2 separate regions of the Homo sapiens genome follow, and region 1 is linked to region 2. Evidence: read pairs that join two places in POLR2A ChIA-PET (ENCODE). Cell type or tissue: MCF 10A. All regions are shown on one strand. Each heading gives the region's core, and the rest is flanking DNA. Links, peaks and the distances in the headings are about the cores only.

Region 1 (15,449 bases), core at 5,045-13,044, 140 kb before region 2:
AGTCCCAGCTGTGTGTCAGGGCTAGGAGGGCTGGGGGGGGTGGGGCTGCGCGGGGCAAGTGACCGTGCGTGTAAAGGGTGAAGCGTGTGAGGCTGTGGCGGGGCGGAGGTGCAAGAGCTCATACTTACCTGGCAGGGGAGATACCATGATCACGAATGTGGTTTTCCCAGGGCGAGGCTTATCCATTGCACTCCGGATGTGCTGACCCCTGCGATTTCCCCAAATGTGGGAAACTCGACTGCATAATTTGTGGTAGTGGGGGACTGCGTTCGCGCTTTCCCCTGATTTTTTGTAGTTTAAAGAATAGTCTACACAGCAAGGGTTACTTGTTTTTTTTACTGGCTTGTGTTTTAGTCTTAATCGTTACTCTCACAGTCGAAGGCTGAGAAATAGTAGTAATATGTCGCTTTCTCCCCGCCCCGGGAGAAATAAGAATCGTCGACCTTTACACAAGCTAGCTAGCGCGAAGGCCGCACAGCTCTTCCTTTATCTAGGCGGGGCTGCTTTTTGCAGAGATTTGTCTGCCCATGGTCTGCAGTCTCTTGGGTTCTCAGGGTCTGTGAAAATCTACGTGTTTTTCCCTAGCCCCCAGTCACATTTCACACAGCCTCTGCTTCTAGCTGCAGCCCCCTCAGGAGTCTGTAGGATTTCTGTGCTAGCGGGGAATGTGTTCTCACCTCATAGAGCCGGGTACAAACTATGCAGGCGGGGGCTGTTCTTTGGGATGAAAGCAGGGCCTTTAGGGCTCTTAGCGCGTCCCCGTTGGGTTGTAGACATAACACGCTTACTTTGCGGAGTGGAACGGCTCTCCCGGAGCCCAGGTGTCCTAACGCAATTCATCGAGGCCCGCAGGTCAAAACCGCAGTCTCACCTGTCTTGGCCGAAATGCGCTGCGATCCTCCCTGAAATATAAGGCGGGAAGTTTTATGAGGAGACGGGTCCAGTTTCCCTACTATCTCCTGCCGTTTACATATCTAGTCTTTCTTCAGACTTTATTTAAGCGACAGCTTCTTGTTTGATGTCTCGCTTCCGCATCCCACAGCCATTGCCAGGCAGCTTTCTAGATAGCACCCCGACCCATCCTTCCCACCCCCAAGCAGCCCTTTCCTATTTCTGGCGCCAGTGTCCTCCCCCCTTCCTCTTTCTTCAGGCCCTCGCTTATCACCTTCATGGACAGAAAATACTTAGCTCTCTCTCAACCTGCAGTTTGCACCTGACACGCGTCAGTACCCTGGCAAATTCCTTAATACCCCTTCTCAAATGACACTGTAAATTCATCTTTTTTTTTTTTTTTTTTTTTTTTTTTTTTTTTGACGGAGTCTCGCTCTGTCGCTCAGGCTGGAGTGCAGTGGCACGATCTCGACTCTCTGCAAGCTCAGTCTCCCGGGTTCACGCCATTCTCCTGCCTCAGCCTCCTACCAGTAGCTGGGACTACAGGCGCCGGCCACCACGCCCGGCTAATTTTTTGTATTTTTAGTAGAGACGGGGTTTCACCGCGTTAGCCAGGATGGTCTCGATCTCCTGACCTCGTGAACCCTCCCAAAGTGCTGGGGTTACAGGCGTGAGCCACCGCGCCCGGCAAATTAATCTCTTTTTAACTCCCAGAAGTATCTAATTGGTTTTGTCCCTGCACTACATGAATACTACAGAAGAAAACCCCAGGCCTAGCGATGGCGGATCTGGGCATTGTGCCAGCCTCTCCCAGGGTATGTTTTCTGACCTCACCTACTTCTGATCAACTGAGGTCAGGAGTTCGAGACCAGCCTGACCAACATGGCGAAACTCTGTCTCTGTTAAAAATACAAAACAAAACAAAACAAAACAAAAAAATAGCCAGACGTGGTGGTGTGCGTCTGTAGTCCCAACTACTTGGGAGGCTGAGGCAGGAGAATCGCTTGAACCCGGGAGGCGGAGGTTGCCGTGAGCCGAGATCGTGCCGTTGCACCCCAGCCTGGGCGACAGAGGGAGACTCTCTCTCAAAAACAAAAAATAAAAAACAAAAACAAAACAAACAAAAAACAAAAAAACTAGTCCATCTGAGACATATTATTGGAGACAGTAGAATTCTGCATCCAACAGGCACTTGGTGCAGATCTGAACCCATTGAGCTATTGGCTCATGTTCCCTCTGTTCTATTAAGTATCATGAGCAGAAATTGAGCTCTTTGGCTTTTACCCACTAAGTATGGCTGTAGGACAGGTCTCTCTCTCTCTCCCTCTCTCTCTCTCTCTCTCTCTGTCTCTCTCTCTCTCTCATTTTTGCATCATTATATTGTGCCATCAGTGTGGGTTTTTGGTTTTGATGTTATGAAGTGAATTTCTGGGGACAATCTCTGTTGGGTGGTGTTGACAAGGATCCAGTCCCTGTTTGGTAATACATGACAGCTAAGCTGCTCTGTGAGTCTTTTTTATTGTCTATTTATTGTCCTGAGAATAATGGTATTTCCTGATATTTGAGACTGCAGCAATGATGAGTTGTTCATATCTTGTCTTTCCAATGTTTGTTAAAAATTTTACAGGCCCAATAGTTGTCAATATCTGCAAGAGTGGCATCTCTATTACAAGAGTGATCTTACTACTCAATGTCCCCCTCCCACCCAACTTTGTTCCATAGGAGCTCTTGGCTTTAACAAATTTACTATATCTAAAAGACATCTTAGCACAGGAAGAACACTAAATCTGTAGCATGTAAGGAGCAGTTTTCTTTGATTGGTATATTCAGGTTTCTAACCAGCTGAAAAATTCAAATACATGTCCTTTAAGGATTAAGTTTAAACCACACTACAGAAAGGAGAGAAAAGACTTATATGATCATATGTAAGCAATGGAATCAGCAATATGAGCACTTTTCACAACTATACAAATCAAATTTAATAATCTCCAGAACATTAAGGAAGTTCAGCCCTTAATGAAAATGAATGAAAAGAAATTATTCGCCCACTGTCATATGCCCTGGAAAGAGAATGTCCTGCCGGACTCAAAAGGGTATCACAATATTACTCAGATTTTCAGCAACGAAGGCCCTCTGAGGATTTAATGATGTTAACATTTTCAGTTTATTTCCTTCACTGATAAACATTGTTAATAGATACCATTGCCTCTGTTTTCACCTTAAGTGATGTTACTTAGCACAATTCGTTTCTTTAGAATGCCCCCTAGTTTGGTGGAAGGAATTTTCTTGCTTTATTAATATAGGATATTTTCTCATGAAGCAAACTGGCATACTCTTTCAGTGAAGTGAATAGACAAATTAGGTCTCTAAAATTTTAAAGGAGTCACTGCCCCAATTATCTTAGGAACAATAATAATCACTTATATAAAATTAAAATAAGAAAATTAAGCCAGGTATGGTGGCTCATATCTGCAATCCCAGCACTTTAGGAGGCTGAGGAGGGAGGATCAATTGAGGTTAGGAGTTGGATACCAGCCTGGCAATATAGTGAAACCCCTGTCTCTACAAATTTTTAAGTATTAGCTAATTTTTTAAAGTTGGCCAGGCATGATAATGCATGACTGTAATCTCAGCTACTTGGGAGACTGAGGCAGGCTGCAGTGAACTATGATTGCGCCACTGCCCTCCAGCCTGAGTGACAGAGTGAGACTCCCAACTCAAAAAAAAAAAAAAGAAAGAAAGAAAAGAAAAAGAAAAAGAAAGAAAATTAAGAATTTGTTGAAAATTGTTTTACTACAATGCTAGGCTGCATGTCTTGCACCTGTACTCCCAGCAACTCAACAGGCTGAGGCAGAAGGATTGCTTTAGGCCAGCAGTTGGAGACCAGCCTGGGCAACAGGGCAAGACCCCATCTCTAAAAAAATACAAGGCAAGTTGAGCCAGGAGGATTGCCTGAGCCCAGAAGTTCCAAGCTGGTCAGCTATGATAGCCCCGCTGCACTCAAGCCTGGATAACAGAGCAAGACCCTGCGCCTTATTTTTTATCTTTTTTTTTTTTTTTTTTTTTTACTACTTATGCTTATTTATTTGTTTTTGAGACAGAGTCTTGCTCTGTAGCCCAGGCTAGACTGAAGTGGTGCAATCTCAGCTCACTGCAAGCTCTGCCTCCCAGGTTGAAGCTATTTCCCTGCCTCAGCCTCCAGAGTAGCTGGGATTACAGGCGCATGCCACCACACACAGCTAATTTTTATATTTTTAGTAGAGACGGGGTTTCACCATGTTTGTCAGGCTGGTCTCAAGCTCCTGACCCCAAGTGATGCACCTGTCTTGGCCTCCCAAAGTGCTGGGATTACAGGTGTGAGCCACCTCACCCAGCCTACTTATGCTTGAAATGTGAGGTTTCATTAGGGAGAAATTTTCTGGTTGAATTTCTAACATGAAAAAAATAATAGATTTAGCAGTAGATTAAATTAATGGTCTTGATAGTTTGGTACAATAAAATAAATGGAATGAAGTTGACAGCAGAGAGGAATCTTTGATGCTTTTGAACAATTTAAATAGTGTAAGTATTGTGGGGAAAAGAAAGAGAGATCAGACTGTCACTGTGTCTATGTAGAAAGAAGGAGACATAAGAGACTCCATTTTGTTCTGTACTAAGAAAAATTCTGCCTTGAGATGCTGTTAATCTGTAACCCTACCCCCAACCGTGTGCTCCCTGAAACAAGTGCTGTGTCCACTCAAAGTTAAATGAATTAAGGGCTGTGCAGGATGTGCTTTGTTAAACAGATGCTTGAAGGCAGCATGCTTGTTAAGAGTCATCACCACTCCCTAATCTCAAGTACCCAGAGACATAATACACTGCAGAAGGCCACAGGGACCTCTGCCAAGGAAAGCCAGGTATTGTCCAAGGTTTCTCCCCATGTGATAGTCTGAAATATGGCCTCGCCGGAAGGGAAATACCTGACCGTCTCCCAGCCCGACACCCGTAAAGTGTCTGTGCTGAGGAGGATTAGTAAAAGAGGAAGGCATCTGTCTCCTGCTCATCCCTGGGCAATGGAATGTCTCGGTGTAAAACCCGATTGTATATTCCATCTATTGAGATAGGAGAAAACCCCCTTAGGGCTGGAGGTGGGACATGTGGGCAGCAATACTGCTCTTTCAGGCATTGAGATGTTTCTGTATATGCACATCAAAAGCACAGCACTTTTTTCTTTAGCTTGTTTATGATGCAGAGACATTTGTTCACATGTTTTCCTCCTGACCCTCTCTCCACTATTACCCTATTGTCCTGCCACATCCCCCTCTCCGAGAAACACCCGATAATGATCAATAAATACTAAGGGAACTCAGAGACTGGTGCCGGCGCGGGTCCTCCGTATGCTGAGCGCCGGTTCCCTGGGCTCACTTTTCTTTCTCTATACTTTGTCTCTGTGTCTCTCTCTTTTCTCAAGTCTCTCCTTCCACCCGATGAGAAACGCCCACAAGTATGGAGGGGCAGGCCACCCCTTCATCTATTTAATATGTAAACGATGAAAACGTTCATTACATTATTATTTGCTTATTTATGTATTCATTTTGAAACGGAGTCTCACTCTGTCACCTAGTCTGGAGTGCAGTGGTGCAATCTTGGCTCACTGCAACCTCCGCCTCCTGGGTTCAAGCAATTCTCCAGCCTCAGCCTCCTCAGTAGCTGGGATTACAGGCACACACCACCACGCCCGGTTAATTTTTGTATTTTTAGTAGACACGGGGTTTCACCATGTTGCTCAGGCTGGTCTCGAACTCCTGACCTCGTGATCCGCCCCCTACGGCTTCCCAAAGTGCTGGGATTACAGGCGTGAGCCACCGTACCTGGCCCATTACGTTATTTTTTTTAAAATCAATGTGACTCTTTTGACAAATTAGAATGGCTCAATAATCTTGGTTACGCTGGGCACGGTGGCTCACGCCTGTAATCCCAGCGCTTTGGGAGCCAGAGGTCAGGAGTTCGAGATCAGCCTGGCCAACATGGTGAAACCCTGTCTCTACTAAAAATACAAAAATTAGCCGGGCATGGTGGCGGGCTCCTGTAATCCCAGCTACTCAGGAGGCTGAGGCAGAAGAATTGCTTGAACCTGGGAGGCAGAGGTTGTAGTGAGCCAAGACCGCGCCACTGCACTCCAGCCTGGGCGACAGAGTGAGACTCTGTCTGAAGGAAAAAAAAAAAAGAGAGAGAGAGAGAAATTTGGTTTTAGAACAAGACAAATTAAATGGGAGACTTACTTGCAATGAGACCTAGAAATTTCCAAATTTCTAAATTTCTAAAATTTCTAAAAGAACTGAGAAAATTGCGCCGGGCGCGGTGGCTCAGGCCTGTAATCCCAGCACTTTGGGAGACCGAGGCGGGCGGATCATGAGGTCAAGAGATGGCGATCATCCTGGCCAACATGGTGAAACCCCGTCTCAACTAAAAATACAAAAAATTAGCCGGGCTTGATGGCGGGCTCCTGTAGTCCCAGCTCTCGGGAGCCTGAGGCAGGAAAATTGCTTGAATCCGGGAGGCGGAGGTTGCAGTGAGCCGAGAGCACACCACTGCACTCCCGCCTGCCAATAGAGCCAGACTCCATCTCAAAAAAAAAAAAAAAAAAAAAAAAAAGAACTAAGAAAATTGCCTCCATTGAGGAAGTAAGCTTAAGGAGGTAAACTGACACGTTTTCTGAATTGAGAAATATTGAGGAGGCTTTGTCTCTTTCGCCTCCAACTGCTCCTTCTCCTCCTGCCCCTGCACCTGCATAGTCTTTCTTACCTGAGCCTTCCTGTCCTGCCTTGCCTCTTCTTCCATCACCATCACCTGAGGAAAGTCCCCAGGGCTCTGGCCCCTTCCCTGAAACTTCTGTTCTGACAGCCCCTTTCAAGGTAAAACCCAAACCCACAGGAAGAGGGGAGCCTACCATTGTGTACACCGCTTCACCAAAATGTGAATTAAGAATATTATAGCCGGGCGCGGTGGCTCACGCCTGTAATCCTAGCACTTTGGGAGGCGGAGGCGGGCGGATCACAAGATCAGGGGATGGAGACCATCCTGGCTAACACGGTGAAACCCCATCTCTACTAGAAATACAAAAAATTAGCGGGGCGTGGTGGCGGGCGCCTGTAGTCCCAGCTACTCAGGAGGCTGAGGCAGGAGAATGGCGTTAACCCGGGAGGCGGAGCTTGCAGAGAGCCGAGATCGCGCGACTGCACTCCAGCCTGGGCAACAGAGCAACACTTCATCTCAAAAAAAATAAATAAATAAAAATAAATAAAAAAAAATAAAGGACTTCCCTGATCTAAAGTTAAACACATTTCGTTCTTCTGTTTCTAAAGCAGGCTCCAAGATCCTATAGGCTTTGGCAGAAAATTCGACTTAACTGTCGAAACCTTTGAGCCCAAATATTCTGGCCTTTATCAATTAATTCACATTCTGGTGAAGAAGGCAAGGCCACTAACTGGTTGCAAAAGGCAAATTGGAAGGATTTTCAAGCAGAACATGAAAGGTTCACATTTTAGCCAAATATGTGCATGTTGCCATTCCCCAGGTCCTTCCTAAAAATATAGATTGGAGGATAATTCAGCAATGTACTAAAAAGCCAGACAAATCTGCCTTTGCTTACTTAAAATGGTTTGAGAGCCAGGCGTGGTAGCTCATGCCTGTAATCCCAGCACTTTGGGAGGCTGAAGCGGGTCGATCCCTTGAGGTCAGGAGTTCGAGACCAGCCTGCCAACCTGGTGAAACCCTGTCTCTACTAAAAACACAAAAATTAGCCAGGTGGCTACTCAGGAGGCTGAAGCAAAAGAATCGTTTGAACCCGGGAAGTGGAGGCTACAGTGAGCTGAGATCCTGCCACTGCAATACAGCCTGGGTGACAGAGCGGGACTCTGTCTCAAAAAGAAAAAAATTAGCAGGGTAGTAGAAATATAATGCACACGAGAATGATAATCATGAAGACAATCTGTATTCCAGAATAGTAAGGGAACCTATTCCATTAGGGAGCCAACTGAAAATATAAAATCGCAGTTCACACCCCAGGGTGTGGTGTCACATGCCTGTAGTCCCAGCTACTCGGGAGGATTGGTAAGGAAGTTTGCTTGAATTCATGAGGTCAAGGCAGAAGTAACCCTGATCGTGCCACTGCACTCCAGCCTGGGGGACAGTGAGACCTTGTCTCAAAAACAAACTAAAAAACAAACAAAAACCCCCACAAAACCAGACAACAACAACAAATTGTCTCCTCACTCTGAACTGACAGCGGCAAACAACACTTTGCTATTGGAAAATTGAAAGAAAAACACTCCCTCTTGCTGTCAACCTGCCTTCTTGCCCTAACATTTCTGACCCATGGTTTAAAATGCCCAAAAGCTGATGTACTCAATTTCACTTACCTGTTCTGCACCAGCATTTATTTTTGTGTGGAGGAGATCACCATGCATGGTCCTATAAATGTCTAATGGCATGGAATCATGAAGGGCCGTGTCTTTTAGGATATTTGGATATTTATACACATATACATATATATATATATATCTGAAGAAACCCAACATTACATATATATATGTAAGCGGAATGCTTCATCACAAGGGTAAGGACGTGAAAAAAAAGTTTCTTTTGTCATCCTAAACGTTCTCGTCTGCGAATTAAAGGCCATTATTTGAAGAAGGGTGCCCAGGCTCCAGCTGGTCGCCGAAAGGTTGCTCCGCAATAGAAGCTAAGGACCAGCTTCTTTGGGAGAGAACAGACAAGGGAGCGGGAGAGAAAAAAGGGAGAGACAGACGTCACTTCCCTTTGCCGGCTCAGCAGCGGGTTGGTCGGCTGAGTTGGCGGAGGTTGGGGTGGAAGAGCAGACGGGGACTGGGAAAGGCACTGTCGGTGACATCACGGATAGGGCGACTTCTATGTAGATGAGGCAGCGCAGAGGCTGCGCTTCGCCACATGCTGCTTCGCCACGAAGGAGTTCCCGTGCCGTGGGAGCGGGTTCAGGACCGCTGGTCGGACCTGAGAGTCCCAGCTGTGTGTCAGGGCTAGGAGGGCTCGCGGGTGCGCGGGGAAGTGACCGTGCGTGTAAAGGGTGAGGCGTACGGGGCGGAGGTGCAGGAGCTCATATTTACTTGGCAGGGGAGATAACGTGACCACGAAGGTGGTTTTCCCAGGGCTGAGGCTTATTCATTGTACTCCGGATGTGCTGACCCCTGCGATTTCCCCAAATGTGGGAAACTCGACTGCATAATTTGTGGTAGTGGGGGGCTGTGTCCGTGCTTTTCCCTGATTTCTTTTTTTCTGGTTTCAAAAATAGACCGTACGCTCCTTGTTACTGCTTTCTTTCATTGGTTTGTGTTTTTTGTGGTGCCCTTAAGTGTTACTGTTACAGTCAGAAGCCTGCAAAATAGGAAGTGGCATGTCGCTGTCTTTCTCGCTGGAGAAGTAAGGAGTGTCAGCCGGTTTATCCTAGGCTAACCAGCGCGAAGACTGCATAGCTCTTCCCTTTGAACATAAGGCTGCTTATTGCAGAAATTGATCCACGGTCTCCAGCGTCTTGGGTTCTCACGCTCTGTGAAGATTTTCGTGTTTTTCTCTAGCTTCCAGAGTCCCCTTTTACACAGCGTCTGCTTCTAACCGCAGCCCCCTCAGGAGTTTGTAGGATTTCTGTGCTAGCGGGGAATGTGTTCTCACCTCACAGAGCCAGGTACAAACTACGCAGACGGGGGCTGTTCTTTGGGATGAAAGCAGGGCCTTTGGGGCTCTTAGTGTCCCCGTTCGTTTGCAGACATAACACGCTTACTTTGTGGAGTGGAACGGCTCTCCCGGAGCCCAGGTGCCCTAACGCAATTCATCGAGGCCCGTAGGTCAGAACCGCAGTCTCACCTGTCTTGGCCGAAATGCGCTGCGGTCCTCCCTGAAACATAAGGCGGGAAGTTTTATGAGGAGACGGGTCCAGTTTCCCTACTATCTCCTGCCGTTTACATATCTAGTCTATCTTCAGACTTTATTTAAGCGACAGCTTCTTGTTTGATGTCTCGCTTCTACATCCTACATCCACTGCCAGGCAGCTTTCTAGATAGCACCCCGACCCATCCTTCCCACCCCCAAGCAGCCCTTTCCTATTTCTGGCGCCAGTGTCCTCCCCCCTTCCTCTTTCTTCAAGACCCCCCTTATCACCTTCATGGACAGAAAATACTTAGCTCTCTCCGAACCTGCAGTTTGCACCTGACACGCGTCAGTACCCTGGAAAATTCCTTAATACCCCTTCTCAAATGGCACTGTAAATTCATCTCTTTTTAACTCCCAGAAGTATCTAATTGGTTTTGTCCCCGCACTACATGAATAGTAGTATTTCAGTACAGAAGAAAACCCCAGGCCTAGCGATGGCCGTTCTGGGCATTTTGCCAGCCTCTCCCAGGGTGCGTTTTCTGACCTCACCTACTTCTGATCAGCTGAGGTCAGGAGTTCGAGACCAGCCTGACCAACATTGCGAAACCCCGTCTGTACTAAAAATACCAAAAAAAAAAAAAAAAAAAAAAAATGCCCAGCGTGGTGGTGTATGTCAGCAAGGCTGTAATCCAAACTACTCAGGAGGCTGAGGCAGGAGAATCTCTTGAACCCAGGAGGCAGAGATTGCAGTGAGCTGAGATCCTGCCACTGCATGCAATACAGCCTGGGCAACAGAGTGAGGCTCTGTCTCAAAAAAAAAAAAAAAAAAGAAAAGAAAAGAAAAAAGAAAAAAAAATTAGCAGGTTAGTAGAAATATAATGCACACGAGAATGGCAACCATGAAGACAATCTGTATTCCAGAATAGTAAGGGAACCTATTCCATTAGGGAGCCAACTGAAAATATAAAATCCCAGTTCACACCCCAGGGTGTGGTGTCACGTGCCTGTAGTCCCAGCTACTCAGGAGGATTAGTAAGGAGGTTTGCTTGAATTCATGAGGTCAAGGCAAAAGTAACCCTGATCGTGCCACTGCACTCCAGCCTGGGGGACAGTGAGACCTTGTCTCAAAAACGAACAAAAAACCCCACAAAACCAAACAACAACAAAAATTTGTCACCTCACTCTGAAATGACAGTGGCAAACATCACTTTGCTATTGGAAAACTGAAAGAGAAACACTCCCTCTTGCTATCAACCTGCCCTCTTGCTCCAACGTGTGTGACCAATGGTTTAAAATGCCCAAAAGCTGATGTACTCAATTTATAGTACACTTACCTGTTCTGCACCAGCATTTATTTTTGTGTGGAGGAGATCACCATGCATGGTCCTATAAATGTCTAATGGCATGGAATGATGAAGGGCAGTGTCTTTAAGATATTTGGAGATATATATATATATATACACATATATACACACACACATATATATAAATATATATATATACACACATATATCTGAAGAAACCCAACATTGGGCGAGTTCCCTCTAACTTTTCTTTTTTTTTTTTTTTTTTTAATTTTTTTTTTTTTTTATTATACTCTAAGTTTTAGGGTACATGTGCACATTGTGCAGGTTAGTTACATATGTATACATGTGCCATGCTGGTGCGCTGCACCCACTAACGTGTCATCTAGCATTAGGTATATCTCCCAATGCTATCCCTCCCCCCTCCCCCGACCCCACCACAGTCCCCAGAGTGTGATATTCCCCTTCCTGTGTCCAAGTGATCTCATTGTTCAATTCCCACCTATGAGTGAGAATATGCGGTGTTTGGTTTTTTGTTCTTGCGATAGTTTACTGAGAATGATGGTTTCCAATTTCATCCATGTCCCTACAAAGGACATGAACTCATCATTTTTTATGGCTGCATAGTATTCCATGGTGTATATGTGCCACATTTTCTTAATCCAGTCTATCATTGTTGGACATTTGGGTTGGTTCCAAGCTACCAATGCCTATGCCTTTCTTCACAGAATTGGAAAAAACTACTTTAAAGTTCATATGGAACCAAAAAAGAGCCCACATCGCCAAGTCAATCCTAAGCCAAAAGAACAAAGCTGGAGGCATCACACTACCTGACTTCAAACTATACTACAAGGCTACAGTAACCAAAACAGCATGGTACTGGTACCAAAACAGAGATATAGATCAATGGAACAGAACAGAGCCCTCAGAAATAATGCCACATATCTACAACTATCTGATCTTTCACAAACCTGAGAAAAACAAGCAATGGGGAAAGGATTCCCTATTTAATAAATGGTGCTGGGAAAACTGGCTAGCCATATGAAGAAAGCTGAAACTGGATCCCTTCCTTACACCTTATACAAAACTCAATTCAAGATGGATTACAGATTTAAACGTTAGGCCCTCTAACTTTTCACTAGGCATGACCACTGCTCTATTTTAGATAGAGATTCAGTGGGGCAAAACCTGAGAATTATCTGCCCGGCTATCAAGAAGATAGCTCCTTGCATTTTTGCGGGGAGAGCACTTTTGCTTCAAGGGAGTGTTTCTTCCTAGGATTATAAATCTTTCTGTAACCTCAGGAAACACTGCTGATGAAAACCAGGCATGGTGGCTCTGGCCTGTAATCCCAGTGACTCGGGGGCTGAGGCAGGAGGATCACTTAAGCCCAGGAGTTGAAGGCTGCAGTGAGCTATGATGGCACCACTGCACTCCAGCCTGGGACACAGAGACAGACGCTGTCTCTGAAAGAAAAAGAAAAAAGAAAGAAAAACATTGCTGATGAAACTGCGGCCTCTTTTGCAGCTCAATAAAAAGCTATTTATTCACTGGCTAAGGTTGTACTAGGTAATCACATCACTTTAGATGATATATTTAGCTGAGCAGGGAGATGTATGTGTGGTGGCAAATACCTTTTGTTGCATATACATAAATGTTTCCCATGCAGTAGAACCTTCTCTAGAAAAAAAATTAGAAAGGAAGCCACTTGGCTACAATAAATCACTAAAGAAGAAATGGTATTTGATGTTTTCCCTGATGTTTTCAGTTGGCTGCCTAATGGAATAGGTTCCCTTACTGTTTCGGGATATAGATTCTCTTTGTGATTATCATTCTTGTGTGCATTATATCTCCACTAGTCAAATTATTAATGTTATGTATTTCTCATTGTTTTCATGGTACTCTGAAGACTAGAGATGATTCAACAAGTGACAGCAACTATAGAATTGGCCGAGATCTCTCTGTCTCCCCCCCCGCCCCCAATTCTGTGATGCCAATTCAGCTTCTGGGCACTGTTAAAAATTCCTTAGTGAGAGGGCTCCTTTCCTCCCCTGCCCCCAGTGTGGGACAGGACTATCTGGGAATGAGCCTTTCTGGCAAGGAGAGATACAGCTTTTGATCAACAATGCTTTCAAGAAAGACTTTTTATCTGGCCGGGCGCGGTGGCTCACGCCTGTAATCCCAGCACTTTGGGAGGCAGAGGCGGGCGGATCATGAGGTCAGGAGATCGAGACCATCCTGGCTAACACAGTGAAACCCCGCCTCTACTAAAAATACAAAAAATTAGCCGGGCGTCGTGGCGGGCGCCTGTAGTCCCAGCTACTCGGGAGGCTGAGGCAGGAGAATGGCGTGAACCCGGGAGGCGGAGCTTGCAGTGAGCCGAGATCCCGCCGACAGAGCGAGACTCCGTCTCAAAAAAAAAAAAAAAAAAAAAAAAGACTTTTTATCTAAAGGGAGAATGAGGAAAGAAGAGAACTTTTATGAGGAGTGTGAGCCTTTCCAAATTCTCAGGCCCAGAGAGGCATTACATTGTGACAGCAACCACATTCTGCTTCCTTTTTGTACAATACTGTATTTGAAAAACAAAAAAACAAACCTACGAGACTCATGAAATTGGACAACATTCTTTATAACACTACTACTGGTAAAACCAGCAAGGATGGCTGGTTTGCAGTCATCTGAGCAGCCTCTCTAGTTTCATAGATATGATTTCTCTCTGATAGTCAAAGGCTTCCAATTTTAAGCAAAATGCTACTTCACAAAGATAAACAGCTTTGAAAGGAAACGGTTTTCTTTGTAATCCTAAATGTTCTAGTCTGCGAATTAAAAGCCACTATTTGAAGACCGGCGCACAGCTTCCAGCTGGCCGCCAGAAGGGTCCTCCGCAGGACACAAGTTAAGTAGTCGCTTCTTTGGGGGATACTAGATGCGGGGTCTGGGCGCACCTCCGGAAAGGACAAGGGCGGGAGGGAGAGGTGGGACAGCAGACGTCACTTCCTCCGTCGGCTCCCCCAGCGGGTTGGTAGGCTGAGTGGCGGAGGGTGGGGCGGAAGAGCAGAAGGAGACTGGGAAAGGCACTGTCGGTGACATCACCGATAGGGCGTTTCTATGTAGATGAGGCAGCGCAGGGGCTGCTGCTTCGCCACGAAGGATTTCCCGCGCTGTAGGAGCAAGTCCAGGACCACTGGCTGGACATGAGAGTCCCAGCTGTGTGTTAGGGCTAGGAGGGCTCGGGGTGGTTGGGGATTGGCTGGAGTGGTGCTGGGGCAAGTGACTGTGCGTTTAAAGGGTGAGGCGTATGGAGCTGTGGCGGGGCGGAGATAGGTGCAATCTTATTTATGTGGCAGGGCAGATATTGTGGTTACTGAAATGGCTTTTAAACCCGACTCAACTATTTCATTTCAAGTGTGCTGTTCTGTCATTTTCTCTAACGTGGGAAGCTCAGCTGCGTAACTTGTAGTAACGAAGCGGAAGTTACAACGAAAAGACAAGTTTTCCTGTGCTTCGCAGGCCCCCCCTCCCCCCCCACCAAGGCCTGCAGTGGATAGAGCCTAGCAGATCCTGGACAATACTATCCTAAAAGCTACATCTCTGACAGTGATTTCCAGCGACTTTGTCAACACGGTCCGCCCCCAGCAAGTATAAGAGGAAAAACAACAAATGTCTTTACTGCCTTGTCTTTCCCCCTTGCCACTTGTCATTATTCAAGTTTTGTAAGTTCCTGATTTCCATTCAGTGCAGCTGCAAGGTTACCAGCTGTGCTTGCGTTGCAAGACCTGTCACAGTTTGATTAACTGCCTTCTTTCTGCTTCTGTAAGCCCTCTTGCCTGCCCCGCGAGTTTCGCACCATCAAATTCCTGCTGCACCATTCAAACTAGCCAACCCCCTTTCAGAAGTGTGTATAAAAGTCAAGCCCCCTGTCTTTCTTCGGGGCTCACGCTAGGCCCGAGTGCACTCAATAAAATCCTTCTGTTCCACCCGTTGGTCTCTTTGTTCTCCTGATTCCCGCAACAGTAGTAGGGGACTGCGTTCGTGCTTTCCCCTGGTCTTTCATGGTATGAATAATAGACAGCATTTGCTTTTTTCATCTATAGTCGCAGGCCCGGTCTCAGTGATTGTATGGTGTGGTCAGCTGTTTTTGTTTTTGTGAGACCTTATTTTCTTGTTTACTGTCCTGGGACAGATGTCTGTAGTCACTTGTTTCCTCAGGAGGCAAATTTCAGTCTCTGTGGGGGAGGTCTCTCATGTTAGCTGTGGTGGTACTTGGCGGGCAGAGCTCAGGGATCTAGGCTTCCCTGCTTTGTAGATTGCTCAGTGGTCCCCAAGGCCTACTGGCTTTTAACACCACTTGAAAACCTTAGTGTTTTTCCA
Region 2 (15,449 bases), core at 4,504-12,503:
TTTAATTTTTGTCCAAAGTTAATTTTAATCTATACAATTAAAACCTTTTGCCTATCACTCTGGACTTCTGGATTGTTTTTTACATTCAGTGTTATAATATTTGATTATGCTGATTGGTTTTGGTGGGTACTGATGCGAATTAATAAAAACATTTCATTTCCATGTTTATTTTCTAATCTCTTCCACATTGTAGGCTATGTTTACCATACGTAGCAGAATGTATTTACATTTCTTGGTTCTAGTCATTTGTATTCTTCGTGAGTGTGAGTGTGTGTGTGTCTGTGTGTCTGCGTGTGTGTCTGTGTGTGCCTTTGGCATTTAGGAAGGGTTGTATAGCTCATGTTAAATATTGCACTAAAAATGTTTTTGATGGTTTTCCTCCCTTTGAACTAGACACACTTCTAATATTTGGTTTATAGTTTTAAATTATAACTTTCAGCATCAAATATTTCCATACAACAGTCAATTACATGATGTGTTTTCTTTTTCCTACCTCCTTTACCTGCCCCTTCTCATAATAGTATTTGAACCTAAACATATACCGTTGACATTCTGTGATTATCATCTTGCCCCTACCTTGGTTTTGGTTTTTGGTGCAGTTCCAGGCTCTTGGTGTCTTTGTTTGGGACACCAAGAGCCTGGTACTGCACGGCACCAGCTGGTAAGAATTAGGCTTTTTTGGCCGGGCGCGGTGGCTTATGCCTGTAATCCCAGCACTTTGCGAGGCCAAGGCGGGCGGATCACGAGGTCAGGAAATCGAGACCATCCTGGCTAACACGGTAAAACCCCATCTCTACTAAAAATAAAAAAAATTAGCCGGGCGTGGTGGCGGGCGCCTGTAGTCCCAGCTACTCGGGAGGCTGAGGCAGGAGAATGGCCTGAACCCGGGAGGCGGAGCTTGCAGTGAGCCGAGATCGCGCCACTGCACTCCAGCCTGGGGGACAGAGAGAGACTCCGTCTCAAAAAAAAAAAAAAAAGGCTTTTTTTTTCCCTAAGGGTTAACAACAAACCAGCCCTTTGGAAAGACTTGCTTCACCACTGTTACCAACCAACGGCCTGATGCTTTCCCTCAGTTTTGTGATTTTGACAAAACAAGCAAGCAGCATTCCCTCCTGATAAGAGACCACCGACCTAGGAATGATTCTGGCCAGACTAGAGAGGATGCACAGTGAGGGTTTTCATGTCCTCTGCTTCAGCTTTTGATGTCAGAGGGCCACAAACTCCACTCTCAGATGATTGCTAATGCCACCATTTTATGAACATGGACCCCATGGAGAGGCACGAAGCTCAATTGCACTTCTGCACATTTTTCCTCCTATAAATATTGCTATTGGAATATTATTTGGTACGGCTCCCGTGAAAGATACATTTGCAGAATGTACTCAAATTAGAAGCATCATGTAAAGCCTATAATGTAGCGATAGTGCATCAACTTCCCTACACTATAGAAATATCTGCGGTGTAGACATTTCCACAATGACCAGATATGTGTACAACAAAGGTGGCTGCAGCATTCTTTGTAATCCTAAAACAATGAAACCTACCTCATCTCAAAAACTTTATTTTTTTATTTTTATTTTTTTTTTGAGATGGAGTCTCGCTCTGTTGCCCAGGCGGGAGTGTAGTGGTGCAGCCTCCACTGGTGCAGCCTCCACTGCAGCCTCCACCTCCCAGGTTCAAATGATTCTCCTGCCTCAGAATCCCAAGTACCTGGGATTACAGGCACATGCCACCATGCCTGGCTAACAAAAACATTTTGAAAAGGGTTAAATAAATCATGCACAAACTGAGGAAAAATACTCTTCAAAAATGATGGAGAGGATCACTATGATGATGAATGATTCCACTGGTCACATTATTGATAGAGCAATCAGTAAATCCAGGCACATCCTCGGGATATTACTGACCTCCTATTATTAACATATGAAAAAATGGAGGCATGTAAATTACTCGTTTAAGCGTATAACGGACTGAATTAGAATTTTATCACACCAGAAGTGGGTTCCTAGGTCTCTGTTTCAGGATTCCTGAGTTACACACATATAAACCCAGGATTTCAGGAGATACCCGGTTAAGAATCCGGTCGGGGAGGTGGTCTGGCCCTTGACATGGATAAGTCACAAATTAGTGGCTTAGGACTCCAGGAAGATAAAATCTTCCCCATTTATCTAGTGATTGACAATGCATGAATACTTTAAAAGCTCAAACAAGCGTCCCTGGGTGGGCTCGAACCACCAACCTTTCGGTTAACAGCCGAATGCGCTAACCGATTGCGCCACAGAGACAGGTACTGTCAGTTCTACTGGGCGCTATAGGAAGGGCGCACGCACGAAACTTCCTCCGTCCCTTGCAACCTCAGGGCCCGCCCGGCAGGACGACTGAGCAAGGCCTTGGAAAACCGGAGAGATTGGAGCGGTAAGTCGCGCTGGTCACGTTGGACACCTGCGCGTTGGGAGATTCTGGAGCCAGAAGGATAGCCGAATGGCCTTCGCCCGCCCTGCCCCTCGCCTGCTTCAGAAACCCCCCGGAAACGTCCCGGTTGAGACCCCGGCCCGAGCCGCCTGGGGGCCCTAGGGAGGCTGAACGCCCGGTGGCTCCCGGGATGGCTCTTCCCGTTCTTCGCGCCGCCTTCACCCAGTGAGGGAGCCTGTGCCCTCCCTGCCCAGTCGCTTTTGGGGCCGCTGCGGAGCTTCCGCTGCCATCTTCGGATCCTGTGTTCCGCACGGGGGCTCCACCAGGGCAGGGATCGTGGTGAGGGTGGCTCGTGGGTCCCCCTCGCGGGGAGCAGGGTCTGGCACTCACCAGGGCGCAGGACTAGGACTTGTCGAATGAATCCATCCTTTTAGCTTTTAGTCCTTTGAAGAGCCTTGAGAATGGAAATCATGAGAGATTTTTCCATGGGGAAGTTCCTTTTACAAAGCATTTATTTACGTGGACTTCTTGGCACCCCGCGGGGCGGCAACGGGCAGGGCCTCCAGTGCCCCTTCTGCGCCGTGGAGCCGCGGGGGCTCAGCTGGGCGGTGGTCGGGTCCTGAGGCCGGAGGGCGGGAGCAGGGGAGGGGAAAAGCAAAAGCGGGGAAAGAAGCCGGGGAGCGGTGGACCAGACGTCCAGACCTCCTGAAAGGCTGGCGGGGAGGCACAGGCGGGATCTTCCGGAGGTGAGAATTTTTTTTTATTATAGCAGAATGGGGAGGAATTGAGGGGAAAATGGAGATAGAACCTGAAAGAGCCCCAAACGCCAGAACCTGTAGCTCCCCAAGAATAAGATCTTCCAGAAGAACTAGACCCAAAACTAGCCGTTGGGGAACACCGAAATCCTTGGAGGAGCAACATCCGCATGACCCTCTGTGTTCCTTTAGGCAAAAGGACTTGCTTCCATTGTTTGTTCAATTGTTTGTGTTTGTTAAATAAATAAAACGATTTTCATGTATCTTTGAAATTACTTTGGCGCTACTATTTTATGATTGCAAATAATTCGGCAGTGATCATTCTTGTACACTTCTCATTGGCCATTTGTGTATTTCTATAGGGTAGAGGCCTGGAGAGCAGTTGCTCCAGCATAGGGATTACACAGTTTTTGTTTGTTTGTTTGTTTGTTTATTTATTTATTTATTTATTTTTGAGACAGAGTCTCGCTCTGTCACCCAGGCTGGAGTGCAGTGGCGCCATCTCAGCTCTCACTGCAACCTCCGCCTCCCGGGTTCAAGCGAATCTCCTGCTTCAGCCTCCCAAGTAGCTGAGATTACAGGTCCGCGCGAGCCACCACATCGGGCTAATTTTTGTATTTTTAGTAGAGACGGGGTTTCATCGTTTTGGCCAGGCCGGTCTCAAACTCCTGACCTCAAGTGATCTGCCTGCCTTGGCCTCTCAAAGTGCTGGGATTACAGGCATGAGCCACCGCACCCAGCGATTACATGTTTTTTTTTTATATATCATTCTATTTTCTTTCCTTATTTGGCTTATTAGCTGTAACTCTTTCTTTTGTTATGTCAGTGATGGCTTTAGGGTCCCTAGAATACATCTTTATCCGTCTGCCATCAAGTGACATTATACCTCCCCTTCTGGCCTTTATGTTAGTGTTGTCAGGGAATTTGATTTTGGACATGTTATAAACCCCAACATCCAAGTACGTACATAGCGATTTTCAGTCGTCTCCATTTCTTTGTGTAGGTTCAGATTTCTGTTTGGTATCCTTATCCTTAGGCCTGGAGGACTCCTTTAATATTTCTTGTAGTGTGGTTCGGTGAATTCTGTCATTTTTTTGTATGTCTTTAAATGTCCTGATTTCAGTCACATTTTTGAAAGATATTTCAATTTGGCATAGAATTCTAGAATAACTTTTTTTCTCTCAGTACTTTAGGATGTTGCCACTTTGACGCTTTGTCATTGACATATCTTTCCTGTTTTTGTAAACTTGGCATAAAGTGGGTTTCCTGTACTTGTTATATGATTTTTGGATTGTGTATTCAAATTAAAAGTATTAAATTAAAATTAAAATGGCCTGGGCGAGGTGGCTCACACCTGTAATCCCAGCACTTTGGGAAGGGGAGGCAGAGGATCGCTTGAGACCCAGAGTTGGAGACCACCCTGGGCAAGATAGCAAGACCCTGTGTGTGTGTGTGTGTGTGTGTGTGTGTATATACACATAAATATGTATATATATTATATGTATGTATGTATATATAAGTCCTACAGTCACCTTAAGTTCCACCAACAGTGCACTTAAAGTAAAATGTGCCCAACCTGAGGCTCAAACCTACCTGCTGGCACGCAATTTGTGTTTGTGAGACAATCTCAACAGCATTTGCTTTTTCTAGCATAGTGGTTTTCCTGTTTTCCTCACATGTGAATGTCTTCAGTGCAAAACCTGTCAGAATTCATTTCCTTTGCTAAAATGTTTTAAAATAACTCTTACTTCAAGTAAGTGCATTAAAAACAAACTTCTCAGTTGCATCCCTGGAATCCATGGAAAGTCCAGGAGAGACAATCAAGTGCTACAGGATCAAGCCCAAACAGAACAGGACTAGGCATGGCTTCCTCACTAGGAGTCAGGCCAAAGTCATCTCCTTTGGTCTCCAATGGAGGCCAGAACTCGGTTCACCTGCAACGGGAGGACCTGGCCCAGAAGAGGTGGCCTTCATCTTCATGGTGCCTTCAGATAGGAAATCTAGGATTTCTTTTCTTCTCTTTGATCTACTTCCAACTCTCCCTTTCTATTTATTTATTTATTTATTTATTTATTTATTTATTTATTTATTTATTTGAGACAGAGTCTTGCTGTGTTGCCCAGGCTAGAGTGCAACGGGGCAGTCTCAGCTCACTGCAACCTCCGCCTCCTGGGTTCTAGAGATTCTCCTGCCTCAGCCTCCTGAGTAGCTGGGATTACAGGCGCCTGTCACCGCGCCCGGCTACTTGTTGTATTTTTAGTAGAGACAGGGTTTCACCATCTTGGACAGGCTGGTCTCGAACTCGTGACCTCGTGATCCACCCACCTCGGCCTCCCAAAGTGCTGGGATTACAGGCGTGAGCCACCGCATCTGGCCCTCCCTTTCTATTTCTTCAAGACCTTTTTCGGATCCCTCCTGCGCAGGACCTAAACGGGCGGTGCCCTTACCCACTGGTCCCTCCCTGCCTGGTGTCTTCGGAGCCCTAGCTCACCCGGAACGTTACTGCCCGCCGGTGACAGCGAGAGGACCAAAGAGGACCAAAGAGGGCAGCGGGTGTGGTGGGAACCACAGAGTCACCGCGCACCTGCGCCTCGCGGGCTCCTCGCAAATTGAATAAACGCCCCCTGAAGCTTCTCTTCAAGTCACAGGGAAGGGGAAGGTGGCTGCCGACCCGGCGGGAGAAGCCGGCCCTGCCCCTGGTCCTTGAAGACAGGTTTGGCCAGGCTGATTTTGACTGGTAGGCCCAAAGAAAAGCCTCAAGGGCAGACCAAACTCCGACAGGCTCCGAGATTAAGGCTTTCAAACGTCTGATCGTTTTCAGCTTGGTCAGTAAAATCGATCCCGCCTTTATCAGGAGATTCCTTTGCCAAAGTTCAGAGAACTGGGGTTCCCGCTGCTTGCCACACAGAAAACCGATCACTGAGACGGTTATTGCCAAGGAAGAGGCTTTAATAGGGTGCTGCAGCGGAGGAGATGAGAACTCAGTCTCAAATCCATCTCCCTGACCAACCAAAATTAGAGGCTTAGATGGCAGGGAAAGAATGTGACAATGTGTAAGAAAACAGGAACTAGACCAGGCGCGGTGGCTCACGCCTGTAATCCCAGCACTTTGGGAGGCCGAGGCGGGCGGATCACGAGGTCAGGAGATCGAGACCATCCTGGCTAACACGGTGAAACCCCGTCTCTACTAGAAATACGAAAAGAAATTAGCCGGGCGTGGTGGCGGGCGCCTGTAGTCCCAGCTACTCGGGAGGATGAGGCAGGAGAATGGCGTGAACCCGGGAGGCGGAGCTTGCAGTGAGCCAAGATAGCGCCACTGCACTCCAGCCTGGGAGGCAGAGGGAGACTCTGTCTCAAAAAGAAAAAAAAAAAAAGAAAGAAAAGAAAGAAAACAGGAACTAGGGAGGGGCAAGGAAGCAATCAGGATGAATGAGGGGTCCGGCGTCTCATTGTCTGGGTGACTTTCAGTTCTTTGATATCTTTTTTGAGAGGCCTGAAGGAAGGAACTCAAATAAAACAAATATCGAGTTTCAAACTTTCAGATCAGAAGGGTCCATTTCTATGTTTATCCAAAAATCTACGTATGGGACTATTGGGTGGGTTTCAGACCAAGAAAGAGTGTGCATATCAAAGTCTGCGGTTAACCAAAGAGAAAACATAATTTTCCGACCAATAGGATGTATGGGGGTCAAAGAACGACCAGCCTACAGTACTGTTTATTGGCCTGAGCATACGGAAGGATGAAGTTGCACCAGCGAAATGGGATTAAGCTGCAGGTGCGGGCTGGGCGCGGTAGCTCACACCTGTAATCCCAGCACTCTGGGAGGCTGAGGTGGGTGGATCACTTGAGATCAGGAGTTTGAGACCAGCCTGACCAACATGGTGAAACCTCGTCTCTAATAAAAATACAAAAATTAGCCGGGCGTCATGGCGGGCACCTGCAGTCCCAGCTACTAGGGAGGCCGAGGCAGGAGAATTGCTTGAACCCGGGAGATGGAGGTTTTAATGAGCCGAAATTGCGCCACTGCCCTCCAGCCCGGGCAACAGACCGAGACACCTTCTCAAGCAAAAATAAAAACAAAAAGCTGCAGGTGGAAAAAAAAAAGTCTGGATTTTGGTTCAGAGTCCCTGGGGCCTTCCTCAGTAGTTTTCTCTTTCCTTAAAAAAGGAAGCTTGTCTCAGTCTCTGCATCTCTCTGAGTCCTTTTGGAGATTGAGGATGGTGAGGTCTCAGTGCTTGGCCCCCTTCTAACTCTGGGTACCTCCCCTCCCGTGGGTCAACCTGGTCCAGTGCACAGGCCCCAGCTCCGACGACCATCTCCCCCCTACCCTTTGCTCCCAGCAAAGGCCATTTCTAGGTCAGTCGTGAGGTACAGCCAGGACAGGGCAGCTCGCTCCGAGATTTTTGGCTCTCGAAGGCCTTGAGCGCTGTGGTTCTGCAGAACGCTGTCTGTCTCTTGTGGAGGAACTGACACCCGCTGGAGAAAGTGTGGAGGGAAGCGAGGGCTGCACCTGCACGCAGGAGCTGAGGCAAGCGGCGGTTCCCAGCTCTCAGTGCAAAAGACATTTGTCATCTGAGAGGCTGGACTCAGTTATTATAATTTTCAATTTTGTCAATAAAAACCGAATGGAAATTTGTTTTCTTACTTGTAGAAACCTCCTCACAAGACCTCCCATCTTACATTCCAGGGAGACTTAGCAGGGTATTCCGCCAAGACATAGGTTAGACTGCGGTTCTGATCTGCAGGCCTCGATGCCCTGCGCCGGGGCACCAGGGCACGGGCAAAGCCCTCCCCCTACACAAAGCAAGGGTGTTATGCCTACAACCGAACGGGGACACTAAGAGCCCCCAACATGCACGGTTTTCATTCCAAAGAAAACCACCAGTTCTGAGTACAACTTCCACCTGGCTCTATTAACTGAGTACACGTTTCCCCAGCACAGAAATCCTACAAACTCCCGTGAATGCTGTGGTGAAAAGCAGGAGCTGCCAGGGCAAGATGGATCGCACCTGCAATCCCAGCACTTCAGAAGGCTGGGCGGACCACTTGAGCCCAGGAGGTGGAGCCCAGCCTGAGCAGAATGGTGAAACTGCTACGAAAAAAGAAAAAGAAAGGAAAGAGAAAGAAAAGAAAATAAAAAAAAAAAGAGAAAAAACTAGCCGGGTGTGGTGGCGTGCGGTTGTCCTACTCGGGAGCCTGAGATGGGAAGATCGCGCCAGTTCTCCAGCCTGGACGGTACAGCGAGACTTGTCTTAGGGAGGGGGGGAAAAAACAACAAAAAAAACAGAGGCTAAGAGGTAACTCCGAGGATGACAGAAAACACCAGAGTTTTTAAGAGATGTTAGAAGCCCTGGGAGCACTGAACAAACCAGAAAGCTCCCGACCCTTGATCCCTGAGCTCCACCTAGCAAGTACCGCGGCAGCTAACCTGGGAGAACACCCCAACCAACAGAGACTGAAATTCGCCTCCCAAGAGAGTAAGTGGATAGTTCTAAGCTGTCCCCAAACATGGCCTCACAAAGGAAAACTAACCGTTGCGAACGGAAACAACTGACCGGACAGAACACAGCCACAAAACACGAGCCCGCACCCTGAGTTACAAAAACACTTACGGCTCACCTACTATTCGCACCACAGAAGCACCAGGGGAAAGCGCGAACGCAGTCCCCTACTATCACAAGTTATGCAGTCGAGTTCCTCACATTGGGGGAAAATGGCAGGGGTCAGTACACCCGGAACATAACGGATAAGCCTCGCCCTGAGAAAACCACCTTCGTGATCATGGTATCTCCCCCGCCAAGTAAGTATGAGCTTTTGCACCTCCGCCCCGCCACAGCCTCACACGCTTCACCCTTTACACGCACGGTCACTTGCCCCGCGCACGCCCCCCCCCCCCACCCCCCCCGCCCCCAGCCCTCCTAGCCCTGACACATAGCTGGGACTCTCAGGTCCGACCAGCGGTCCTGAACCCGCTCCCACGGCACGGGAACTCCTTAGTGGCGAAGCAGCAGCCCCTGCGCTGCCTCATCTACATAGAAATCGCCCTATCCGTGATGTCACCGACAGCGCCTTTCCCAGACACCGTCTGCTCTTCCGCCCCACCCTCCGCCGACTCAGCCGATCAACCCGCTGCCGGAGCTGGCGGAGGAAGTGACGTCTGTCTCTTTCTCCTTTTCCTCCTGCCATTGTCCTTTGGGGAGGTGCGCAGAGATCCCACGTCTGGTCTCCCCCTAAGACTGTGGTACTTGATCTGTGTCCTGCAGAGAACCCTTCTGGCGGCCAACAGGAAGCTTGTGCACCCTTCTTCAGATAATGTCTTTTAATGCGCAGACTTGAACGTTTAGGATTACAAGGAAAACCGGTTCCTTTCAAACCTGTTTATCTTTGTGATGTAGCATTCCGTTTCAAGTTGAAAGCCATTCAATGTCAGAGAGAAAACATATCTATGAAACCAGAGAGGCTGCTCAGATGGGTTGCAAACTAGCCATCCTTACTGGTTTTACCACTAGAAGTGTTACAAAGACAGTTGTCCAATTTTATGAATCTTGAAGGGTTTTTTGTTGTTGTTGTTATTTCAAATACAGTGTAATACAAAAATATGTGGCCCCCGCAGAGACGATTGGACACTCTCAGGCATGGTGATGGAGTTTGTCATCTCTTCCACGGCCATCTCAGAACCTTAGTGCTTACCTCATGTTAGTATTTTATATTCTCCAAAGACACAAAAATAATCCCAATTTGACAAAACAAACAAAAAAACATCTAGGGCATGTCTTATTTGAGGCGCTTAACAAATGACTGGATCATCTCCCTTGTATATAACCCAGAAAACACTGTGAAGTAGAGCAAAATTGGAAAGCCCAAGTCAAAGACCATTTGCAAATTTCAAGTAGATTCCAGTCTGTTGCTCAAATCACAAAACATGAAATGGAGGGGTCTCCCTTGGAGACCATAAAGTCTGTGACATGGTGGCCAGTTGGGTCACTGGAAAACATGGCAAAATATTGAAAATGAGGGATTAGGTGAGAGTGTAGCAACTGAACACTAAATGCTTGATCCAGGTGCCATTCCTGGATACTGACAGGGAGACACATTGTCCAGGTAATACTGGAAAAATACTTTCTATAGTGTAAACCACAAATAAAATTCCAAGCCCCTCAACTATTTGAATGCACCCCTCCTCTCAGCCAGGGTCATTCCAAAGTTAACCTGAAAAACTGGTTCAGACCATGATGGGAAGTAGGGGTCAGATATGCCTCATTATACCCTCCTTCCTTTGGAATTCAGGCACAACTGACCAGCACATCCGACCAGGCCCAACTGACATTACAACAGCGATCTCAAGACTTTTTGTAGCAATAAGACACCAAACTCCAGGCTGACTCTAGTGTAGCATTACATGACAGATAGCAGGCCCTGAAAGAAATGAAAATATTTTACCCTAAAATACATTTTTTATCATATTTTGAAATGTCCCTACAAAGTTGTCTCTTGTGGGGAAAGTCTACATGCTATAGGGAATCCCTTTCCAGGCCTTTTCCCTAATCTAGGCACCTTTTTAAGTCTGATAAGAAACATTTACAATCAATTCTCTCTGAAGCCTGCTACCTGGAGGCTTCATCTGCATAATAAGAACAACCCCTTAACACAGAGACTGCCTTCTATGGATTCCAGGTCTTTAGATAAACTCTTTCAACCAATTGCCAGTCAAAGTATCAGAAAATAACGGCTGGTAACTATGTAATTATGCATATATATGAGTAGAATTTTGGGGGTGGACACAGTGGCTCATGCCTGTAATCCCAGCACTCCCTCAGGAGGCTGGCAGATTGCCTGAGTCCAGGAGTTTGAGACCAGCCTGGGAAACATGGTGAAACCCCATCTCTACAAAAAAAAAAAAAAAAAAAAAAAATTAGCCAGGCATGGTGGTGAGCACCTGTGGTCCCAGCTACTCAGGAGGCTGAGGTGGGAGGGTTACTTGAGCCTGGGAGGTGAAGGTTGCAGTGACCCAAGCTTGCAACACTGCACTTCAGCCTGGATGACAGAGGAATGGACCTTCACTAGACACTGAACCTGCTGGCAACTTGATCTTGGACTGACCATCCTCCATAACTGTGAGCAATAAATTTTTGTTGTTTATAAGTTACTCACTCTGTGGTATTTTGTTATAGCAGCACAACTGGATTAGGACATCAACCTGACCTTAAGAAATCATCTCATTCAGTCTTGGCTCTGGTGGGAAACAAGGGGCACACTCGGATGTGTGATTTAAAGAGAGTTGTGTTTTTTTTTTTTTTTTTTTTTTGAGACGGAGTCTCGCTCTGCCGCCCAGGATGGAGTGCAGTGGTGCCATCTCGGCTCACTGCAAGCTCCGCCTCCCGGGTTCACGCCATTCTCCTGCCTCAGCCTCCCGAGTAGCTGGGACTACAGGCGCCCGCTACCACACCCGGCTAATTTTTTGTATTTTTAGTAGAGAGCGGGTTTCACCACGTTGGCCAGGATGGTCTCGATCTCTTGACCTCCCAAAGTGCTGGGATTACAGGCGTGAGCCACCGCGCCCGGCCTAAAGAGAGTTTTATGAAGAGAATATTTATAAATATAATATGGACAGGATCAAAACAACCCAACCAAGGACTGAGAGGCGCTCAGAATCTGGAATCAGCAGAGAAGTTGTATTGCCTCTAGGACTGGATTGTTGTATAAGTCTGTTCAGGTTGCCATAACAACCTGGACAGGACCGTAGTTCTGTCCAGTGATCCTCCCCAAGACAACCGTTCTCTCTAGTAACTATGGTTTTCCTTTCTCATTTCAATTGCCACCTCAATTGACTGAAATGTGAACACCAACTCCCGCACTTAAACGTTGAAGCCCTAACACCTACTGTGATGATTTATGCAGCTGGGGCCTTTGAGAGGTAATCAGGATTAAAAGAGGTTATGAGAGTGGTGTCCTCATGCTGAGATTAATGCCATTACAAGAAGACAGACACTAGAAAGCTTGCTTGTCCGCCTTCCCCCTGGTGCACGAAGAAATGGTCACATGGGCACACAGTGAATCTACAGCCACTTACAGGCCATAGGAAGAGACCTTAGAAAGAAATCCGCTTTGCTACCACCTTTATCTTGGACTTCCCAACTTCCAGAAGTGTGAGAAATACATTTCTATAGTTTAAGCCACTTGGTGTATGGTATCTTGTTATGGCAACCTGAACAGACTTATACAACAATTAAGTTGCCTTTCCACTGATGGACTTAGACACAATCTCTTTCCCAAAAAAGAGCTATATTTAGCTACTTTTCTTTTGCATATTGTTCCATTTGCAGCCACACTATTTGTCTTCCCCCACACCACTTCTATCACCAGGAATCCATTTTCCTTGTTTTCTTTTTAATATCGGGAGCCTCTGCTCACTGCACTGCATAGTCCTTGGGGCTTTTTTTAAACTTTATTTTTAACAATCATTTGAGCAGAAAGTAGCCAATTCAGTTCTTTAATTTCCCATTTTATTCTTGGTTTGAAACTGACCTGATTGTGTCCCTTTTGTTATGACCAGTTACTTAGAAGCCATACAGCCCACAAGGTGCCCTTGGGTATAAATCCAACTTCTTCATTTTAATGGTGAGAAACCAAAAGCCCACGTTTCCTGATTTCTGGCCCAGCACTGGAACTGTTTTCATGGCACGTCAATTCATCATACATTTTAATAGTGATATTTTATATTTGCATAATTTTATTGCCTTTGCAATGGGCTTTCACATCTATCTTCTCATGTGTATATAGTTTAGAGGCCATTTTTACCCACTATTTCCTAATCATATCGACCACAGCCTCAGGAAATGTCTGCTCTATTATTTCACTTGCCTGTCTGGGTTCTTGGGCAACAGCATAGAATCCTGCACTGTGTTTTCCCTCACGCTTTCTCACTCTTTGCAGAACAAATTTTTGTTACATGCCTTATTATCATGGTAATATTGGCCTTCAGTCCTGTATAGAAGCATTAAAAATGTGCGTAATGTATATCCTTTTAAAATGTTATCCTAAGAAGCATCTTTTGGAGTTAAGGAGAGTTAGATGAATAAAGAAAGAATACAGTTTCTCCTAAACAAACCCACTAAGAAAATCATGGAAAGAATTATGACAACTATGAAAATGAAGGAGGTATACTTTGTCAACAAAAGCAAAATAACCAAGCTACTCTTAGACATAATCTCACGTTGTCTTTCTGTAGTGCTCTAGCATTTTCTAAGCATTTTCACACACTGTTATCTCTTTTTTTCTTTCTCCTTCTAGAAATTAATTATGACTTTTCCTTTCAAAAATGAAGGACTTTTTTTTTTTTTTACTCTTTTCATTTTTTCCTGAGACCATATGTCAAAGGGAATGTGAGTAACAACTTTGGTGTGGTAATAGCCAAATTCCTCCAGGTCTGCTCCTCAAGCTTGCAAAGTCAAGACTGGCAGAAGTGGTGATTTTTACCTGGGTATCCTGAGAACCTTGCACAGTCCTTATCACATGCAGGTGTTCAGAGTGTGCAAATAAACGAAGAAATGTGAGATTGTGATGATATTTTCATGGCATGCTTTTTTTCCACACTTCCTCATGCAGCCCAACATCCTCTACACTGTGTTGTTCTACCCGTTTAAGTGATTTACCACTTCTCCATTAAGCCAACTTAAACCATGTTGCCTTCAACTCAACATTGATTGATCCCCTATACAGTCCTGTAGGGAGGCAAGAAAACTTACAAACGAAGTGGTAAAGAAAGAGAGAGATTAAGCAATTTGCCCCAAATCTCATAACCACTAGGTGATAAATCTTCAACTAGAACTCAAATATCTGACTGAGAATTCAGTGCTTTTTTCATTTAAATCACATTGCTTCATAAAAATAGATCTGCAGGAAGAATAAAAATGTCCAAAGTGCAATGAGACAGAGAAGATAATATGGAGACAGACATATTGCACAGAAAGCATTTGACCATATGTCTGCCTGATCTCCTTCATGTGTCTTGTTCATAACTTACTTTACTCGGGCAGCAGGAGATAGCATAACAACTGTCAGAGTGAATTTAGGCCACAGTTTTGTGTTGCTGAATGTGTTGAGTCATTTCCCTTAGTTCACATTTCTACCTAACTTTATCTTTTAAGTCATCATCATGGCTTTAATCTCTTATTTATTTTGACTGTTGAGATTTTGTAGCCATTATCCAAATAAAACATTTATTTTCACTCGTGAGTCCCTAATCCTTCGTCAATGGAATTAGCTATTTATTTGATGCAATAGCTAGACCAGTAGGGTTAAAAATGCTTTTATAAAGACATTAATAGCTGGGTATGGTGATGTGCACCTAGGGAGGCTATGGCAGGAAGATCACTTGAGTCCATGAGTTTGAGGCCAATGCCTTCGCAACATAGTGAGACCCTGTCTTTAAAGTAAAAATTTAAAAATTAAAAGAAAAGACATTTAAAAAGGCTGTTTACCAAAATGATGGTTAATTGACAGAAAATAGAAACGGAAACTAGAAATCATTGCCATCAGCTTTCTCTAATGTGTACTTGATCCTTTTCTCCCTGTGATGGAAGTCGAAAGTCTTTTTGTTTTTTTCTTAATCCACTACTGTTCAAATGAGAATAAACAGCCAAATGACTGAATTAGTTGGTAGACATAATTCCTAGTCTTCAATTATTTTTATATTCTTTTGTAATACAGTCATTATTTTTTCAGACTTCTATAATATTGCATTTAACCAATCCCCAAATAGGGAAACGTTATGTAATTTTTCTATTATTTACAGTTCCTTGATTATAATCTTTTATTTGAAAAGATTATATATTTATATAAAAACCCAGTTTCTTTCTTACATATAAATATTATTAGTAGTCTAAAAATGTCACTCTCAATAAACAGGATGAGTCAACTTGAGGACTAGAGAATCAGGTAGTCAACATCAGAGAACTGGTTTAGCAAACAGAAGGGGCCTACCCAGATAGAGAGAAGTCAGGCAGGGCTGTGCTGTGAAAATATTAGAGAAGCTTGATGGGAGGCCTAATATAGTTTGTCTTTACACCTGTATATTTTGCTTCTTGCATCTGCTTCAATGCCCTCTGTCATTTATTATAACTAGATATATTGTTCTAATAGATTTGTACTACAGTCAGAACAAACAAATCACTGGATCCAGCAGAAGCCTTAGATATATGACATAACAGAGATTTGCACAAAGATTTGCCCCATTGCCTTCTCAAATTTCTCTTATCATCAATCCATCTAGCTGGAGCTCT

The links. ChIA-PET counts read pairs that join two places held together with the same protein. Peaks named below come from ENCODE experiments on the same cell type or tissue, not always from the same donor. Only the 100,000 strongest peaks of a DNase experiment are listed, where the experiment ranks them.
Region 1: POLR2A ChIA-PET joins it to region 2 with 32 read pairs; 24 of 35 experiments call an interaction of 5 or more read pairs at or near these places.

The regions. Positions count from the first base shown.
Region 1 is chr1:144,545,501-144,560,949 of GRCh38, reverse strand. RNVU1-2A (RNA, variant U1 small nuclear 2A) reads left to right here and starts at 9,007; the gene lies at 9,007-9,171. LOC105379574 (a long non-coding RNA gene) reads right to left here and starts at 8,735. Exons shown (of 2, transcript XR_001737761.2): 1 at 8,292-8,735; 2 at 168-902. It overlaps RNVU1-28 (RNA, variant U1 small nuclear 28), which reads left to right and starts at 121; the gene lies at 121-284. In MCF 10A, for the core only: no CTCF peak of the experiment used is centred there; DNase peaks (open chromatin) are centred at 8,709, 9,169 and 10,299.
Region 2 is chr1:144,406,103-144,421,551 of GRCh38, reverse strand. It overlaps RNVU1-15 (RNA, variant U1 small nuclear 15), which reads right to left and starts at 8,976; the gene lies at 8,812-8,976. NBPF15 (NBPF member 15) reads left to right here. Exons shown (of 22, transcript NM_001385408.1): 22 at 1-162. It overlaps TRN-GTT3-1 (tRNA-Asn (anticodon GTT) 3-1), which reads right to left and starts at 2,285; the gene lies at 2,212-2,285. RefSeq lists silencers at 2,177-2,236, 8,583-8,877, 8,702-9,051 and enhancers at 2,545-3,046, 7,125-7,814, 7,815-8,502, 8,369-9,077. In MCF 10A, for the core only: no CTCF peak of the experiment used is centred there; DNase peaks (open chromatin) are centred at 8,384, 8,871 and 9,300.